Linked DNA regions of Homo sapiens: region 1 is linked to region 2. A link is a contact called in ENCODE Hi-C or POLR2A ChIA-PET data. All regions are on one chromosome and are shown on one strand. Each heading gives the region's core, a stretch centred on a gene start or an enhancer-like site at or near the end of the contact. The rest is flanking DNA. Distances are from core to core; before and after follow the strand shown.

Evidence for each region. A loop is a pair of places that touch in the nucleus more often than their neighbours do. ChIA-PET counts read pairs that join two places held with the same protein, here RNA polymerase II (POLR2A). Pooled maps may share reads with other maps.
Region 1: a map of Caco-2 shows a loop between it and region 2 (5-fold over the local background). The contact joins two enhancer-like sites. A Hi-C loop is called at or near these places in 4 of 168 maps with a recorded cell type or tissue (CD8-positive, alpha-beta T cell, Caco-2, Calu3 and 1 more) and 2 of 50 pooled maps. POLR2A ChIA-PET finds 5 or more read pairs at or near these places in 3 of 52 experiments (B cell, HEK293T and activated CD4-positive, alpha-beta T cell).

What each region holds. Positions count from the first base shown.
Region 1 is chr5:78,967,184-78,972,369 of GRCh38, forward strand. It overlaps ARSB (arylsulfatase B), which reads right to left. Exons shown (of 8, transcript NM_000046.5): 2 at 1,823-2,009. Among named protein-coding and RNA genes, the nearest start is that of ARSB, 16 kb to the right of the region's middle. Within about 2 kb of position 1,311, at least 2 of the 41 ENCODE cell types and tissues checked have a DNase peak (open chromatin) inside an H3K27ac peak, as active enhancers do.
Region 2 is chr5:78,926,499-78,931,028 of GRCh38, forward strand. All of the region lies in intron 4 of ARSB (arylsulfatase B), which reads right to left. Among named protein-coding and RNA genes, the nearest start is that of ARSB, 57 kb to the right of the region's middle. Within about 2 kb of position 1,358, at least 2 of the 41 ENCODE cell types and tissues checked have a DNase peak (open chromatin) inside an H3K27ac peak, as active enhancers do.

The DNA of each region.
Region 1 (5,186 bases), core at 61-2,560, 41 kb after region 2:
CCTAACGTATTATTAAAATGACATTTTTAAAGATGTTGTCCACCTTACCTTCTCCTTCTCCCAAAGGAGAAATTTCTGTCAGGCCTAAGAGCCAGAAAATGCTTTTGCTTTTCCTGAACATCTGGTTTCCATTTATCTTGTAAATAATGTAACTCTTATAGTCTTTTCCTTTCTTTCTCCCTCTTCGGACAAATAAATTTCAAATCTCAGGCTGGGCGCGGTGGCTCACACCTGTAATCCCAGCACTTTGGGAGGCCAAGATGGGTGGGTCACGAGGTCAGGAGTTCGAGACCAGCCTGACCAACATGGTGAAACCCTATCTCTACTAAAAATATAAAAATTAGCTGAGCGTGGTGGCACACACCTATAATCCCAGCTACTCAGGAGGCTGAGGCAGGAGAACTGCTTGAACCCGGGAGGCGGAGGTTGCAGTGAGCCGAGATCATGACACAGCACTCCAGCCTGGGCAACAGAGCGAGACTCCGTATATAAAAAAAAAAAAAAAAGAAATTTCAAATATCAGAGATGAATATGAAGACAGCCTAGAGCCATGCAACTTTTCTGTAATTTGATGCCATTAACCTATTCCATCTTTTTCTACTCATCCTGATTATTTAATCCTGTTTAAACTTTCTATGTTCAATATGTGTTCCTTTTTGGCTACGGAGGGTTGTAAATAAATAAATGAACAGATGGGAGGTAGGTAGGTAGCTAAATAGCTAAACAGATAGCTCACTATAAAAAGAACTTGAAAGAAAGATATATAGCTACTGGCAAGATACACAGGTTATTAATTCAGGCACAGGTTATTACAGGTTTAAAGAGGGCATATTTTAAAACAAACTCTAGGTTTCACATTTAGTTTCATAGGGCTATCAAGTTTATAAAATACTTATTATTATTTCTTATTATCCTTCTTATTACCATTTATTTGGCCTCCTCATTTTCCTTTGTTTTTTAAAACCTATCTTCCCCAACTTTGTGATTGCAAAAACAGATTTCACAGGTGGAAGAATGCCAATGGAAGAGTCTTCCCCCACCCCCTTCAAAAAAAAAGGAAAAATTGTGAATACATTCCACAGGGAGAAAAAAACACACCAAACCTTTGTGAAGGAAATATTCATTTTTTATTTTATTATTATTATTATTATTATTATTATTATTATTATTATTATTATTTTTGAGACAGAGTCTTGCTCTGTTGCCCAGGCTAGAGTGCAGTGGCATGATCTCGGCTCACTGCAAGCTCCACCTCCTGGGTTCATGCCCATTCTCCTGCCTCAGCCTCCTGAGTAGCTGGGACTATGGGCAAGTGCCACCATGCCCGGTTAATTTTTTTGTATTTTTAGTAGAGACAGAGTTTCACCGTGTTAGTCAGGATGGTCTCCATCTCCTGACCTCGTGATCCGCCTGCTTCGGCCTCCCAAAGTGCTGGGATTACAGGCGTGAGCCACCGCACCCAGCCTGGAAATATTCTTACATTAGGTTTTGCCAGGCATTAAAAAAATAAAAAATCAATCCATATCCCTTTTTGGTAATAAGGGTCTCTGAGAGTACAGCGGTCTCCAACGTGGATAGTAAACTCTTGCAAGGCCCTAAGGTGGCATTTAGAACTCCAACAAAGGTAATGGGTTTGCCCACCATAAGGTCAGCACAGAGCCCTGTTTACAGAGGTAACATTAGAAAGCAGCCCCATTACAGTGCCGACTGATTCACTCTGTGTTCAAATATCCAGTTCTTTCATTTGATTGCACTTGGGTGTGTTTTATGAGATGGCTGCAGTTAGTCTAAGTTGTTAAAGAAACATGTGCATTTCCATTACCAAAGTAGGTATCAAATCCTCGGCGGGTTGGAAGGCATTCTTTCCGGTACATTCCCAGGTGCCATTTTCCGACCATATGGGTAGTATAACCTGCTTCTTTTAGGAGCTGGGGCAGGAGTTTTTCATCCAGAGGAACACAGCTGGGCTGACAGGGCCAGATTATTTGGTGCTGTAAACCTGTACGGATCTTACAGAGATAAACATAAAATTATAGATTAATGACATTGAAATATTGTGAACAAGCAGATAAAATGGCCTTCTACCTTACTGATCATATCTGTTGACTTGGATGTTTAACTCTATTCCTGTACTGGCTTGAGGATATTTCTGAAAGGCAGAATTCTCTTATTCAAATGAAGTAGTGGACATAAACAGGATTTGAAAGACAAATAAAACCATTCCAACGAACAGATATTTTCAATATTTATCAAGGCACTATGTTAGAAACCATTAACTTGTTACTTTTTGCCTCAAAAAAAGTAGCAATAATATGTGGTGTGAATCTAACAAGAAAAAAGCGTTCCAATTTTGGGCACACAAGAAGTTGGTGTTTGATTAGAAGACACTTCTGTAATCTTCGAAAACTTGGTGATTTTTTTACAAGTGGTTTTGTTTTTGTTTTTGTTTTGAGATGGAGTTTCACTCTTGTTGCCCAGGCTGGAGTGCAATGGCGCAATCTTGGCTCATTGCAACCTCCACCTCCCAGGTTCAAGTGATTCTCCTGCCTCAGCCTCCTGAGTAGCTGGGATTACAGGCGCCCACCACCATACCTAACTAATTTATTTGTATTTTTAGTAGAGACGGGGTTTCACCATGTTGGCCAGGCTGGTCTCGAACTCCTGACCTCAGGTGATCTGCCTGCCTTGGCCTCCCAATGTGTTGGGATTACAGGCTTAAGCCACCGTGCCTGGCTGAGTTATTTAACAGTATAATAAAACGATTATTGCATTTTTTATTCTACTTTATGTAAATCATTATCTCAAAAGAGAGTGTTCAACTTTTTCTTATAAAAAGCGGCCATCTGACTGCTGCTTGGGAGTGGCTCACACAAGTATGCCCAGGGCATAAGGTCCATACAGCAACTAAACTTTAAGCAATGACCACTTCTTAACTTTTGGTGTAATATTGAGTAGAATACCCACAATTATATGAAAAGGATATTAAAATAGCCCTCCCTTTTCCAACTACACATCTTTGTGGGGCCAGATTTTTCTTCAACTTTTACTAAAAATAATATATCATAACAGGTTAAATGCAGAAGCAGATACAACAACCTAGCAAACTTCTATTAGTAGAAAAGATGTACAAAAAATATAAAACAATGCCATTCTTCTCACTTAACTATTTGGTTTTGAAAAATAGAGCTTTTTTCATAAGTTATTTATGTTAATATAGTGGGTTTATTACTATTTTTCATTGAATAAAAAAATTTATAATTTGTTTTAACTTATGGGGCAAATTTTGAATGGTAACAACCCATTTAAATCTATGCTCCCTGGGGTCCTCAATAATTTTTAAGCAAGTGCAAAACCCTAAGACCAAAAAGTTTGAGAACTGATACTCTAATGTCCAACAGTGATCATTGCCATGAGGAAAAGTAAAGAAGGAGAGGGAGACAGTGACAGAGGTGGCACTTGTGATAGAGTGGCAAAAGAAAGCTTCTCTGGGCCAGGCGGGGTGGCTTATCCCTACAATCCCAACACTTTGGGAGGCTAAGGCAGGAGGCTAGCTTGACTCCAGGAATTCCAGACCAGCCTGGGCAACATGCCATGATCTCATCTCTACTAAAAATAAAAATAGAAAAAATTAGCAAGGCATGGTGGCCTGTGCCTGTAGTCCCAGCTACCAAGGAGACTGAGGTGGGAGGATCACTTGAGCCTGGGAGGTCGAGGCTGCAGTGAGCTGTGATCATACCACTGCACTGCACTCCAGCCTGGGCAACAGAGCAAGACCCTGTCTCAAAAAGAGAAAGAAAGAAAGAAACCTTTTCTGAAGAGGAGATATTTGAGCAGTGACCAGAATAAAGTGAGGCAGTGAGACTTGGAGAAATCCGGGGTAAGAGCAATCCAGACCTAAGGAATAAAAACTTCAAAGGCCCTGAGACCTGAGCTTACTAGACAAGTTCAAAAGGCCCGCCCAGAACCCAGTTTGGCCCTGTCACAGCTCTTGTGCTGGTGGGTGCCACTGTAGCCCCTGCTGCGGCATGACAGGGTATCCCTCCTTGTCTACCCAGTCCCACCCTTCCCTAAAACTTAACACCTCCTGCCTCCTTGTCCTGGCTTAGCCAGGGAGATGCTCTTCTTTGTAGAAAGTGGGACTGGGGTCTCAAATTCAACTCTGCACCAGACACCAGCCTTCCCCAGCCCTGGGAGCTCTTGATTTATAGAATAAACAGGCTCTGGGGACACAGGAGGTAAGAGTGCCAGTTCTCAACCCAGGCCACGGCTGGTCCCTTCATCAGCTATAAGGTGGAGAGCAAGAAACTTGTTGCTAACAAATGATTTTTATAAGTGTTTGTGAGTATTTTATTTGCCTTATAATTTAAAGTGGAATAGCATAAGGCTCAGAGGATTAAATCCCATCCTGGCTTTATCACTTATGAGCTTTGTAACCCCGGGCAGTAACTTCATTCAGTAACTCACTAACTTCAATAACTTTAGTAAGTTAGGAATTGCACCTGCTATTGCTTTACTGCATGATCTCTTTCCACATCCTCCTAAAAGAACCACATGGAATATCTTAAGTGTTAAGTTAAAGTGGGTTTATCTTGAGGATGATAGTTAAGTTCACTATCTTGATGTGGTGATGGTTTCACAGGTATATACCTATCAAAGTTTATCGAATTGTATACTTGAAGTGTGTACAGTTCATTGTATGTCAATCATATCTCAATAAAACTGTTTAAAAATAAAAGTGAGTTTAAGTTTCCTACTGAGATTGTTATGCCTCTCCTAGAAATAATTAGACACCTATCTACATTGGGAGATGTGTCAGATACCTTCTGTTTGCCCTTCAAATCCACGCTGCTTTCTCAGTCCTGCTCTCTGCCCTAGGAGGCTGACCTATGAGGATCAAGTCAAAGGACACTTGTCTTCAGGTTTCTGATTGGGCTTAGCCAATGGGGAGCCCTGGCAGGAGTGAGAGGGAAAGAGGAGAGTGCATGGCCTCACCTGACACGCTGCTTAGCCTGGCTACATGAGTCTCTCTACCAAAGGTCACTCTGGAAGCAGACTTCTTTCTCTATCTGCCTCTCTCCTTCTAGGTTCTGGTAATTGGCCCTTCCTTTCTTCTCTTCTGGTCTAGGAGTAGTAACAGCTCCACTGGATTACTACACTATCCCTAGCATTTTGCCCCACACATTCAC
Region 2 (4,530 bases), core at 108-2,607:
ATCTTTCAATGGAGTCACTGGGAGGCAATACCCTTATTTCAAAGATGATGCTCAAAACTGGTTTTGGAATTGCCTTCGAAGCCAGTTTATGAGTTTCCTAAGCAAAATGACTTTACTACTCCTGCCTCCAAAGTACATTAAACAGACACAGCTTTTGCCTTGAAGACTCTTACAGTCTACTATGTGTTATTCTCACCCAGCCTGATCATTGCAAGAGAAAATCTTCAACAAAATAATCCCTGGAGAACTCTCAAGAGGTATGAATTACTGCAATTATGAAGCTACCATCTAAAGCAGCACTGTCTAATGGAAACAAAATGTGAGCCACAAATGTAATTTAAAATCTTCTAGTGGCCAGATCATGAAAAGATAAAAATAAACTGTTGAAATTAATTTTTTTTGAGACAGGGTTTTGCTCTGTTGCCCAGGCTGGAGTGCAATGGCATGATCACCACTCACTGCAGCCTTGACCTCCCTGGCTCAGTCAATCCTCCCACCTCAGCCTCCCGAGTAGCTAGGACCACAGGCATGTGCCATCACACCCAGCTAATTTTTGTATCTTTTTGTACAGATGGGGTTTCACCCTGTTTCCAAGGCTGGTCTCTAATTCCTGGGCTCAAGTGATCAAGTTCTGGGATTGCAGGCGTGAGCCACCACGCCTGCCTGGCTGAAATTAATTTTAATAATATATTTTATTCAACCCAATATATAAAAATATTATCATTTCAATATGTAATTCATATAAAAATTATGGAGGTATTATTTTTCATTATTTTTTCATATCATCTTTGAAATTCAGTATTTTACCCTTACAGCACATCTCAATTCAACTTTACCACATTTCAAATGCTCAATAGCCATGTATGACTAGTGGCTACCTGTTGAACAGCACAGACCCAGGCCCTTTTCTCCCCTGAATAATGAAGGCCAGGGCACTATTTAGTATTGAATAACTGAGCTCTTCCTGCCATTTTCTTAATTCCTTTAATTTATGAGTAGATAAAGTATAAAAACACTATCTATAACACTGGGCAGTTTGGTGTTCTAACAAAGAAAATCTTAGGTCAATCCAACACACACCGGAAAGAATAGAAGTCAAAACAGAGATAGTAAAGAAAGGCTTAGAGGCTCTTTCACCCACCACCAATTCTGCCTCTGATTGGCCTCTGATGCCACACTAGCTTGGAGAGACTGTATGCAGCTTCCTCAAAGCTGGGAAAAGGCCAGAGGCAGCTTTGAACCAGAGGAGTTTGCCTCTGCCTAGGAAAAACAGAACCTGTTATCTAAATTGCCTAATGATTCACAACCCAAACAAAGGAAACTCACAAGACCAGAATCCAGAGACAGCAGGGGGCCAGAAAAAGCTGAGACAGGAATGTCATGCTTAGGACCAGAAGGGGAGAAAGGAGATGAAATTGAAGACTCAAGAAATGCCTCTGAAGACTCTTAATTTCATTATCTCAAGAGACCAAGGCAGCCAGGCCTCTGTGCATTCTTAGGAGTGCAGACTCCATGGCCCAGACTGTGCGCAGACAGACTTCATATCTGTCACATGGGATGGAGGCACATCCTTCGGGGAGTCACATTAACCATCATCAAGATTTGCCAGTGTCAAGAAGCACAGGATGAGTATGATGGGTCCAAAGGGCCTGGGACCTGAAGAGGGCTGTCTAACAGCCAAGCAAACCCCATGGCCACATGCTAGACTGCTTCCCCACTGCCCACAGGGAGCTAAGGGAAACCATAGCTCGTGCCTCATGATGTAAGTAAGGATCTGTGGGCAACTGTGATTGCCATTTGCTTTTGCTTTTTTTTTTTTTTTTTTTTTTTTTTTTGAGACAGAGTCTTGCTCTGTCACACAGGCTGGAGTGCAGTGGTGCCATCTCAGCTCACTGCAATCTCCGCCTCCCAGGTTCAAGCGATTCTCCTGCCTCAGCCTCTGAGTAGCTGGGACTACAGGGGCATACCACCACATCTGGCTAATTTTTTATATTTTTAGTAGAGATGGGGTTTCGCCATGTTGGCCAGGCTGGTCTCGAACTGCTGACTTCAGGTGATCCGCCCACCTCGGCCTCCCAAAGTGCTGGGATTACAGGCGTGAGCCGCCATGCCCGGCTGCTTTTGCTATTTTTGTGAATGAAGGAATAAAGTTGATCTCCTTTAAAGAATTTAAAATTCTTCCATCGAAGAATCAAAAGAAAACAATGGAAACCTGAGATTTTGAACTTTAACAAAAATCCATGAAATTAATTGTATTCTCTTCCATAATTTGCCTGTTTTAATATAACAATGTTTTAAATTATTAACCAGATAAATTATTTATTTTCCCTTCTATATATTCAAGCAAAATGAACACTCCAGGAAGATGTGCCCCATTTCTCCTGTGGTCTTGTGTGCCTCTTTGAACACCAAAGGCTGGACAGGCCTAGTCAACATGCTCAGAACACACCTTCACTTCCTCTTCCTACATCCCTGCTCACTCCCCATGCCCAAAACGTCCTGCTCTCCGTGTCCATTGCCTACCTACATCTTAACAATCACTCAAGCACAGTTTAATGGATGTCCCGCCTCCCCTAAGAAGCTCCTCAATGACCCCTCTGCTGTCCAGACTTCATCTTTCTGTTCTGCCCTTAACCTGGGGAACCGTGGCTCCTGCAGATGTGTAGCTGAATCTTGAATCCACGCATACTCCTGTACCTCACACAGTCCCCGAGTTCTTTGCTAGGCATTGTGCTAGACTAGTGCCTGACATGTTTTTGGTCCCTCCTTCACAATTCACACTCCCTTTGGTAACATTTCTTCTCATACTAAGTGATTTTCAGTCTAGAGGGCAAGGAATCAACACAGTCTTTACAGGGGATGGATCATGGCCTCAGACACGGGAAAGGAAATCTCCACACCACACACTTGCCTGACCCCCTCTTCACCCACAGAGGAATCTGAGACTTGTGCCTCACACTGAATTAGAGACCACTACCATGATTCTAGGTGTGCTTTAAGAGAGGAGACTGGCCCGGCGCAGTGGCTCACTCCTGTAATCCTAGCACTTTGGGAGGCCGAGACAGGTGGTTCTCCTGAGGACAGGAGTTAGAAAACAGCCTGGCCCACATAGCAAAACCCCGTTTCTACTAAAAATACAAAAAAATTTGCCCAGTGTGGTGGTGGGTGCCTGTAATCCCAGCTACTAGAGAGGCTGAGGCAGGAGAGTCACTAGAACCCTGGGGGCTGAGATTGCAGTCAGCCGAGATCGCGCCACTGCACTCCAGCCTGGGTGACAAAGCAAGACTCTGTCTCAAAAAAAAAAAAAAAAAAAGAGGGAGACTGTATCTTACTGATCTTCAGAACTCCTCAGGACAGTACATTGTCTTAAATAACAAGTAGAGTTATGCTTGTTAAAGTTATGCTTGTTAACTGACTAATTTCTGTTACCAAAAAGAAAATAATGAGTGGTCAGGTGACCTCACCTGGGACCAGCCTGATGATCACAACCCACCATAGACACCAACCGGTCAGGCCACTCCCTCCAGCGACTCACAGATGTGATCTGAATGCACTGTACACAGGGTTATTTGCAGCCCTGAGTTTTCCTTAGGCCCCACTACTCAGCCTGCTCTATTACCTCTGGACTCCAGAGGGACCTTCAAACAAAAGGGGACACCAAAGTGGGAGTTTAAAATGGCAACCTACGGCCAGCACTGTCAGCGCAAACACAGCACTCCCTTTGTTCCCCACCTCTATTTCTTTTATATTTTGACTAATTTGCATGTATCTGAATAGTTCACCAGATCACAGGCTATTTTGAGGACAGGTATATAACTTTTTTGGTAGCTTCCACGGCAATGGATGTCATTCTTAATGTTTGCTAAATTTGTTACAACAATCCTCATTTTTTAAAAAGAAGATATTGACAAGAAAGTGTTCTGAGATGGAAACAAAAGAAAAAGAAAAAGAAAAAAAGATCCTTTTCTTTGAATAGTCACGGTAGGAGAGGCTGATTAGATATGGCCCATACTGTGAAAGAAAAATACAAAAAAAGATCATAAAGATTACAGTCAGTTAAGAGTGTAAACCACTGGAAAGGAATAAACCTGTGGTGCCAATAATCTCTGAAATATTTTCTCATTAAGAAAACATGAAAAAAGAGTCCTACAAGGTTAAGGATTGTTCTGTAAGAAAGGAACAAGCCTGGAAGGCAGAATTTCTGTATACAACATTTTGTTGATGCTTTGTACCTAACTGCCAAAGACAGCAAGAGAAGCGACTGGGGATTTTTTTCAAATATATTTTTATTATTGTTTTTAAGCCTGATGGGGCAATCTCATGCTTCTGAAAGCAATGGACAGCAGCCTGTTTGAAGCCAAGCACAGCGGGGTGGTCCCCCACCAAGAGCTTAGGCACTGCGTTCCCAGGCCCTCCACGGAAGAGCAAGTCTCTGATAAACTCCTGGGGAGGAAGGCGACTGTAGTCTTTCCTCAGCTGACTAAGCCAGAGCTTCAAATCAAGTCAGAGAACCACAGTAATCTTTGTATA